2 separate regions of the Mus musculus genome follow, and region 2 is linked to region 1. The links are chromatin loops, found by intact Hi-C in ENCODE. Cell type or tissue: left cerebral cortex. All regions are shown on one strand. Links, peaks and the distances in the headings refer to the core of each region. The heading gives the core; the rest is flanking DNA.

The links. A loop is a pair of places that touch in the nucleus more often than their neighbours do. Peaks named below come from ENCODE experiments on the same cell type or tissue, not always from the same donor. Only the 100,000 strongest peaks of a DNase experiment are listed, where the experiment ranks them.
Region 2: a loop joins it to region 1, with 5 times the contacts of the local background. A loop is called at or near these places in 2 of 42 quality-filtered maps.

Annotation. Positions count from the first base shown.
Region 1 is chr6:67,255,095-67,259,494 of GRCm38, forward strand. No RefSeq gene overlaps it. Among named protein-coding and RNA genes, the nearest start is that of Serbp1, 9.7 kb to the right of the region's middle. In left cerebral cortex, for the core only: no CTCF peak of the experiment used is centred there; no DNase peak of the experiment used is centred there.
Region 2 is chr6:67,058,149-67,062,548 of GRCm38, forward strand. All of the region lies in intron 1 of E230016M11Rik (RIKEN cDNA E230016M11 gene), which reads left to right. Among named protein-coding and RNA genes, the nearest start is that of Gadd45a, 23 kb to the left of the region's middle. In left cerebral cortex, for the core only: CTCF peaks have their summits at 2,146 and 2,355; no DNase peak of the experiment used is centred there.

The DNA of each region.
Region 1 (4,400 bases), core at 330-4,329:
TGTTCTGGAGACTCAATCTCGCCAATCCTCTGTGTTGATACCCATTGGCAAGAGGACTTGAGACTCTGTGCTTGGCCCTGGCTTTGGTGACCATTGAACGTTTAGCAGTGTTGCTGGGCCTACACAGGCTTGCCTGTCATCTCTAGCCATTGTCCTACTCTCTCCGAGATCTCTTGGACTTCCATCAGTGCCATCCTCCCAGCCTGCCACGGAATGGCAGATGAGGGTTGAAGCCTGCGAGCTTCCAAAGCATCCTCACCACAGAAGAATCCCCAGGGGACCCTGCAGCAGGATTTCTGCCCAAAGAACTGTTCCCTGATTGGTGAGATGTCTGTTTCAATTGCATTTTAGCATGACACTTTGAGGTGTGTTTGTGAGAATAACTGGGCATATTTAAAAGACAAATCTTGTTTGGACATTCTACTTGCTGAACGCCTTGCAGACCATTGGCTATGCTCTCTGCACCTAATTTTTTTTTTTTTAAGGTATGTGGCAGAAGAATAATGATAGCCAAGGTTTGTCCTCTGGCCTCCATATGCAGATAAGTGCATGTGTCTCTGCATCCCTCCTCCAGGGCTCCTGTAGATGCTAGAAAGGATCATATTCATTAATTTCATCACTTGACAAGCAATTAAAGACACACGGGTGATGCGAAATAATTTTAGGGTGTTAGGAACCAAAGGACTTTGTTTGAATTGCAGCCCTGCAGATCACTTGCCCAAGGTCATGAGACAACTTATTATTTATCCTTTCTGTGTCCTTGGTCCCATATATAAAATAAGTAAATGATAATGCTGTCCTCACATAATTATTATGAGTTTATATCCATATGAAATATGTAAGAACATGCTTGGCATGCTGAGATCCTGTTAAGCAGATATTGAGGAACAAGAGATAAGCTCAGAAGGAAAAAGATTCAGCCTACTTTCTACTGGGCTCCTTTGTTCATCACTAGGCACTTTTATTTTATTTTTTGAGACAGGATTTCTCTGTGTAACAGTCTTGGCTCTCTTGGAACTCAATTTGTAGATTAGGCCTTGTAGTCTGGCCTAGTACTCACAGATAACTATCTGCTTCTGACTGGAGAGTGCTAGGATTAAAGGTGTTTATAACCACACCATGCTGCAGTAGACACTTCTTTTCAAGATTTACTTATTTTTATTTATATGAATGAGCACATTGTAGCTGTTTTCAGACACACACTTGAAGAGTGCATTGGATTCCATTACAGATGGTTGTGAACCACCATGTGGTTGCTGGGAATTGAACTCACGACCTCTGTAAGAGCAGTCAGTGCTCTTAACTATTGAGCCATCTCTCCAGCCCCAGTGGGCACTTCTTTACACTCATTAAGCACTAGAAGGTGGGAGTATAACAGCTAGACAATACTGCCAATATTTATGAAGTGCTGGGAGAAGCCAAGAGAAAAGCAAACAATGACAATGCTTTATAATAAGTAAGGTAACTGGGCAAGCAAGGCAGGCTTATCATAAAAAGCTTTCCCTCTACAGATGATGTGATAAAAAATAACCCAATGAGATGTGATCTAGAGTCACAGCGCCGGTTACATAACATTCCTGTTGAGACATGAAGGTCTTCATTGGAGTGTTGACCTCAGAGATGGAGAAAAGATGTGTTGGAGGCAAGAGGAAGAGTTATTGGAGTATAATGATTGACTAGAGTGGCTTTGGAAGGGCAGTGGTGTCCTAACTTATCTTCAGTAGTTGTATTCTGGTGCTAGAAAAACGGTTCAGTGGCTAAGAGTGCTTGTTGCTTTTGTAGAGGAACTCAATTCCGTTCCTAGCACCGATACCAGACAACTCACAACTGCCTGTAACTGCAGCTCCAGGGGATCTGACATCTTCAAATTTCCATTTATATGTTTTTCCCCAATTTTTTATTAGATATTTTCTTCATTTACATTTCAAATGCTATCCTGAAAGTCCCCTATACCCTCACGCCGCCCTGCTCCCCTACCCACTCACTCCCACTTCTTGGCCCCGGCATTCCTCTGGACTGGGGCATATACAGTTTGCAAGACCAAGGGGCCTCTCTTCCCAATGATGGCTGACTAAGCCATTTTCTGCTACATATGCAGCTAGGCTCTGGGGGTACTGGTTAGTTCATAATGTTGTTCCACCTATAGGGTTGCAGACCCCTTTAGCTCCTTGAGTGCTTTCTCTAGCTCCTCCATTGGGGGCCCTGTGTTCCACCCAATAGATGACGATGAGAATCCACTTCTGTATTTGCCAGGCACTGGCATAGCCTCACCAGAGACAGCTATATCAGGGTCCTTTCAGAAAAATCTTGCTGGCATATGCAATAGTGTCTGTGTTTGGTGGCTGATTATGGGATGGATCCCCGGGTGGGGCAGTCTCTGGATGGTCCACCCTTTCGTCTCAGCTCCAAACTTTGTTGGTATTATTTATTTATTTATTTATTTATTTATTTATTTATTTTGTATTCTTGGCTAGCCCGGAGCTTGCTATGTAGACCAGGCTGGCCTCAAACTCAGAGATCTGCCTGCCTCTGCCCCACTAAATGTGGGGAATAAAACATGTGCCACTATGCCAGGTGATACTGATTTTTGTTTGTTCCTTTCTTTATTCCTTCATTCTTCCATTCATTGGATCTTTCTTTCCTCTTTCCTGTGTGTGTATGAAGTTGTGAAGTTAGCTTTGCTGTGAAAATCCTCCAGCCTCAGCCCCTCAAGTATACTACCATGCCTGGCTAAATATGGATCTGGATTCTCAGATTTTTACTGCTTCCATTGGAAATAAGTTAATGTAAGTGAGATAGAATCCGATGGATGACATTCACAGTGGAATTTGTCTCTGAAAATTGTGGAGCAAATCATACGTTGAGATTACAAGGTTTGCTGCATGCTCCTTTGGTGTCAACTCTGCAGAGATTGGGTTTGAGTTTATTGAGAATAATTGAATCTGAGGTCTCTTATATCCTAATTTGTGCATGCTTTCAAGAAAGAAATCACTTTCATCATACCTTCAAGAGAATCAAAGAGTGAATTTACAGAGAAAAAGTTGCTTAAGCAGGGCATCTTGATGAATATTTTCAAATCTTAGAAGACAGCAGAGTGTGGTGGCACACACGTATGGTCCCAGCACTCAGGAGGCAGAGCTCTAAGTTTGAGGCCAGCCTGGTCTACAGAGCAAGTTGCAGTATAGCCAAATCTATAGAGAGAAACACTGTCTTGAAAAAAACAACAAGGGGCTAGAGAGATGGCTCAGCAGTTAAGAGCACTGACTGCCCTTCCAGAGGTCCTTAGTTCAAATCCCAGCAACCACATGGTGGTCCACAACCATCTGTAATGAGATCTGATGCCCTTTTCTAGTGTGTCTGAAGACAGCTACAGTATATTTATATATAATAAATAAATAAATCTAGAAAAAAGAAAAAGAAAATAAAAAGCAACAAAACAAAGAAGGAAGAGGCATGTGAAGTGGGAATTTCTGGTTTCATTGGAGACACAGTTGTGTCACGTGATTTTTTTCTGGAAACTGTTTTGTGAGAGGATGTTCTGCTGAGGACAGACATGTGGTGCTTTTCTGGAAGCTGCCTGATGAAAGGGCATGTGATGTTTTGCTGGAGCAGATGTTTGAGAGGACACGTGATGTTTTGAGAGAATCAAAGTATAACCCAGCAAAGAGTGGACAGTGCTCTTGCACTCATTTGCCTTGCACCTCTTTGCTTGTCATTGTTGGGCTCTGCTGATACTGGTCTTTCCTAAAGACACTCTTGCATTGGTTCGCCTTGCTTTCTTCAATGATCTTTACTTGTGACTCCATACACAGAAACACACCAAAGAACTTCTGGTGGCTGCTTCTCGTTGCTCCCATGGACTCATACAAATTGGCAGAGCCTCACTTCTTCTGGATCAAGCCACTTGTACTGATTTGTGTTTGGTGTTTTGCTGTTGGACAGGACTGCTGACAACAAAGATTGGAATCACCAGAAAGAACTATTTCTAAACAAGTCCACAACTCCTGTCTCCTCTTAACCTTTTTTCCCCCGCTAATGCTAGTGAGTGATGGGCTAGAAGGGAAGTTGAAACATAAAGAACCATAATTAAAGAAGGTTTTGAAAAATCTAAGCCTACTGGCATGATCAAGAGTTCAAAGCTGCTGAGCAGTGGTGGCGCAAGCCTTTAATCCTAGCATTTGGGAGGCAGAGGAAGGCGGATGGCAGATCTCTTAGTTCAAAGTCAGCCTGGTCTACAGAGTGAGTTCCAGGACAGCCAGGGCTACACAGAGAAACCCTGTCTCAGAAAACCAAAAAAAAAAAAAAAAAAAAAAAAAAAAAAAAAAAAAAAAAAGCTAGCCTGTGTTACCTAACTAGACCTTGTTTTTAAATTTTTAAAATTATGATAAAAAAATAAAGGA
Region 2 (4,400 bases), core at 137-4,136, 200 kb before region 1:
GTAAAGAAAGTCACAACTTCTGTCCTTGAAGGGTTGACGTTTATCAGGGAGAAGAACGCGCAGTCGAGAAACATGGTCCAGTGTGATAAATGCTAAGTGCAGAAGATTTTAGAACGCAGGGCAGGGCATTCAAATCACCCCAGGGAGAGGAAACTCAACTGGAGTTGTATAGAATGAGTAAGAGTTGGCTAACCATGGAAAGGAAGATTACTGTAGGGACAGAGATCATATGCAAAAGCACAGATGCATGTTTTTAGGTCTGCATTTTTTTCTGTGTGACTGGAGCAAGTGGTGTTTGACATGCTCTGCAGAGGCTAGAGAAAGTGAGTCAGGCAGGAGTGGCAGACAGGTTCCTATGCGGGCCTGTAGGTGGGGGTTTCCAGAAATGCCTTGCAAAGGATTAGAAGCCTATACTGAGTCTCCATAAAAGCCACTCTCACTTCTCCAGTGGGTGTGGAGAATTCACTGCAAGTTACTATGCTAGACATTAAGAATACCAAGGTGCAAGGATATGGTTTCTATACACAAGAAATCTACAATAACTCATTAAAGTTTTATTTCACGTTCTAAAAGTTTTTATTTAATTACTTAATGTGTGTTTATGTGTGTCTGATATATATGTATGGGTGCCCATAGAGGCTAGAGGAAGGTGTTAGATCACCGAGTGACAGGTACCCAATGTGGTGTTGGAAACCAATCTCTTGTCTTCTGCAAGAGCAGCCTTTTGTTCTGTGGTTAGAGGAAGGGCTACGGAGTCCTTCACCACAATTTCCTTAAAGGACAAGTAAAGTTGACCTTAAGTCTGGGGAAATCTTCCAAAATTAAAGGTGAAACATGTTCATTATTCCATTTCCTGTATAGAAATCCTTCTATAAGAATGTTTTTAACACGCTAGACTAAAGATACTCCTTACCTCAGAGATGGATGAGTTGGTTTCTGCTTAGAAAGTTTCTCCAAGTTGTGCAACACTGGCTACTGAAGCAATCCAAGAAACTCCCAAGGCTACCTTCATAACTATTAAAAAGTTATATTATCTGAACTGTGCTTTTTAAAACCTAAAAAACATATACTAGATTCAAAGCTCAGCTTCTTTAGCGGCTATCTTGTTTCTTTTTTGTACAGCTCCTTCTAAACCTCAAATTCTTTTTCTTTCTATCTTTTTTTTTCTTTTGGTTTTTTGAGACAGGGTTTCTCTGTGTAGCTCTGGCTGTCCTAGAACTCACTCTGTAGACCAGGCTGGCCTCGAACTCAGAAATCAGCCTGCCTCTGCCTCCCAAGTGCTGGGATTAAAGGCATGCGCCACCACCGCCGGCAAACCTCGAATTCTTATTTGTAAAATCAATACTATAATATATTTTGATAGTTCACCTATTCAGTCATCCAAAGACCATCTTATAAATGTTTACTGCATACCAGTAATTGATCTAGGCACTAAATAAATATCATTCAATTGGAAGCACACTCTAGTAAGCTTATAGCTAGGGAAGGGAGGAACAATAATGGATCTTGGTGCTATGATGATAAATAAAGGGGGAAATATAAATCTGGTATTCATTGTTACAGGAAAATGCTGGAAGCTGGCTCCGAACCCTGGAAGTACAAGGTCTAAGGACAATTGTATTGAGTTCCTGTAAAGACCCCTAGGCTGTGACATACAGAAGTACATGTGTATCTCTGTCTGTGTGGCCTCTCATCTTATAGAGACACCAGGACTCAATCATATGGCTTCACCTGAAGGACCTAACCTCCCTAGCGGATATAACCCTAAATGCTATAGTTGGATAAGTGATTAGACTCTTATGTGAGTTTAATCAACCACATCCAATTAAAGCAACAGCTAATTCATGTGGGAAGTCAAAGGAGGTTTCTGTGCAAAGGTCATACGTTGTAAAGGGCAAACTTTGTAAATGAAAATGGGGGATGGGTTATAGGAAAGGAAAGTGGCTTGAGTAAAGGCTCTGAGCTGGTTGAGGAGAGTCTTGGGAGGGAAAAACAGAAAATAGCATCGTAGGTTGAAAACTGAAAGCAGGGCATTGTCTTAGAAAGAGGATGTTTCTTACCCTAAACCTCAGTGAGGCTACTTCTGGGAAATCCTGTAGGAAATGCCTGTATGTGCCCACTAGTGGACATATGTGAGAATGTGTTAACCGTCGCTCCCATCAGCATAAAGCTAAAGAAAAACAGACACCGAAAGAGAAAAAAGCTTTATATGCTCATATAATAAAAGATGTTTTGAGCCCAATGGTGATGGCACATGCATTTAATTCCAGCACTTGAGAGGCAGATGCAGGCCGATCTGTGTAAGTTCAAGGCCAGTCTGATCTACAGAGCTAGTTCCAGTACAGCCAAGGCTTCATAAAGAAATATTGAATATGAATCAAATATTCAGACCAACAGATTGAAATTTTATAAATAATACATTACGTTGAGTAAATATACTGTTAAAAATAAAAGCAACCAGTGGTATCGCTAACTATACTTTTTAAATGATCTTACTATATCCAACTTTTTTTTAAAGATTTATTTATTTATTTATTATATATAAGTACACCGTAGCTGTCTTCAGACACACCAGAAGAGGGCATCAGATCCCATTATAGATGGCTGTGAGCCACCATGTGGTTGCTGGGATTTGAACTCAGGACCTCTGGAAGAGCAATCAGTGCTTTTAACTGCTGAGCCATCTCTCCAACCTATATCCAACTTTTAAAAAAGTTGTAGAACCTATATTTGAAGTATTTTTAAAAGAAAAGGAATAAGAAACTTCTGGCAGGATCTTGGAACAGAGAGTAAATCTACTCTTTCATAAACAACTAGAAAATATGTCAAACAATGACTTGAGAACGTGAGCAAACAGTAACAGGTCAGTAGTAAGACGGCATTTCAGTGACTCTTCCAGGCCTCTGCCTGGGCAAAAAAAGGGTCTTCTGAACAGAGTCCAGTGGTCTCTTCTGATTGGAGGGAACAGAAAGTGGAGTTGGAGAATAAGGTGACCACAATCCACACAGCAGAGTATCCCAGGGTGGACAGCCAGACAGTACAGCTCTAAGAATTTAGAGGAAGACTCACTTCATGTCTTTGGCTATATACTAACCCTTGCTAGACTGATGGGGATCACCGGAGGCCAGGAAAAGGCTTTCCAGAAAGAAGAGGGCAGAATCATTCCCAAACCTCATAAAAACCAAGAGACGGTTTTGTTCCCATAGTTCAAAGCAGAAAGGTCTTGTAATGGTTGACCTATCCGAAGGAACCTTAGATATAAAATACCTTGGTACTGGGCTTCAAGAGGGTGCAAAACCCACTCCCAAATAATAAGGCTTAACAGAAAGCTGGAAGAGACCCAACTGTAATCCAAAAAGCCTGACTCTATGCCAGAAGGAAACATAGTAATTTTCAAAGAGCACAAGAAAATCTGGAAACCAGCAGCAAAAATTCACAATGCCCAGCATAGGATTTTTAAAAAAAGGAACCAGAAAGCATAACTATAAATAAGAAATGAGCAAAATTATGACCTAGAATATGGGTAAAAGTACAAGCAATAGAAACAGAAATTATATCAGCGATGAAGCAGTGGACAGGAATGTTAGAACTGCCATCATAAATATGTTTTATGTGTCCAGAAGGCAGAAAAAATATCAACATAATGAAGAAATAACTTGCAATGTTATTGTCAAGAACACCTACATGGAACTTGTAGAGATGGAACCCACCAGACTGAAAGTGAAAATTGTGTTGGATGCGGTTTGGCTTTGGTTGTGGGAGATGTATAGTCTTTCTCCCTTTCCTATCCAGTCTCATGGTCATTGGCTTTCGATTCATTTGTTTGGACCACTCACATTGGGTGTCAATATGAACTTGTTGGATAAGTCGGCCTGTTTGCTCCTTTCCCCTAGTTTGGCTTCTGTTTTGTTTTGTTTTGTTTTGTTTTGTTTTGTTTTGTTTTGTTTTGTTTTGTCTTTCTCTCCTTCATCTTTTTGTGTGTTAGTTTTTTTTATTCCACTGTAGTTCTTTTTTGTTTGTTTGTTTTGGTTTGGTTTTTTTTTTTTTTTTTTTTTGACTTGGTAACTGTACTTTTAGCTTCATTTCGAGGAGTTCTTAAACCAGAGTGCTTCTTTAACTTATCCCACTATAAATCAAGTAAATGCTAATGATTGTTGCCAATACATAGGAGCCTCTGGCCACTTTAGTACACACACACACAATGCTGTGATGTAGTGTTGCAAGATTCTTTTCAGAGAGTCAGATATCCAGGGTTGGGGAGTTGAAGTATGTGCTGCACAATCAAGACCTGGGCTTGGATCCTTGTCACCAGATGAAGTCTGGATGCAGCAGCACCTGCCCTGTAATCCTAGTGCTGGAGATGCTGTGGGGCAGTCTGGAGGATCACAGGGGGCTTAATA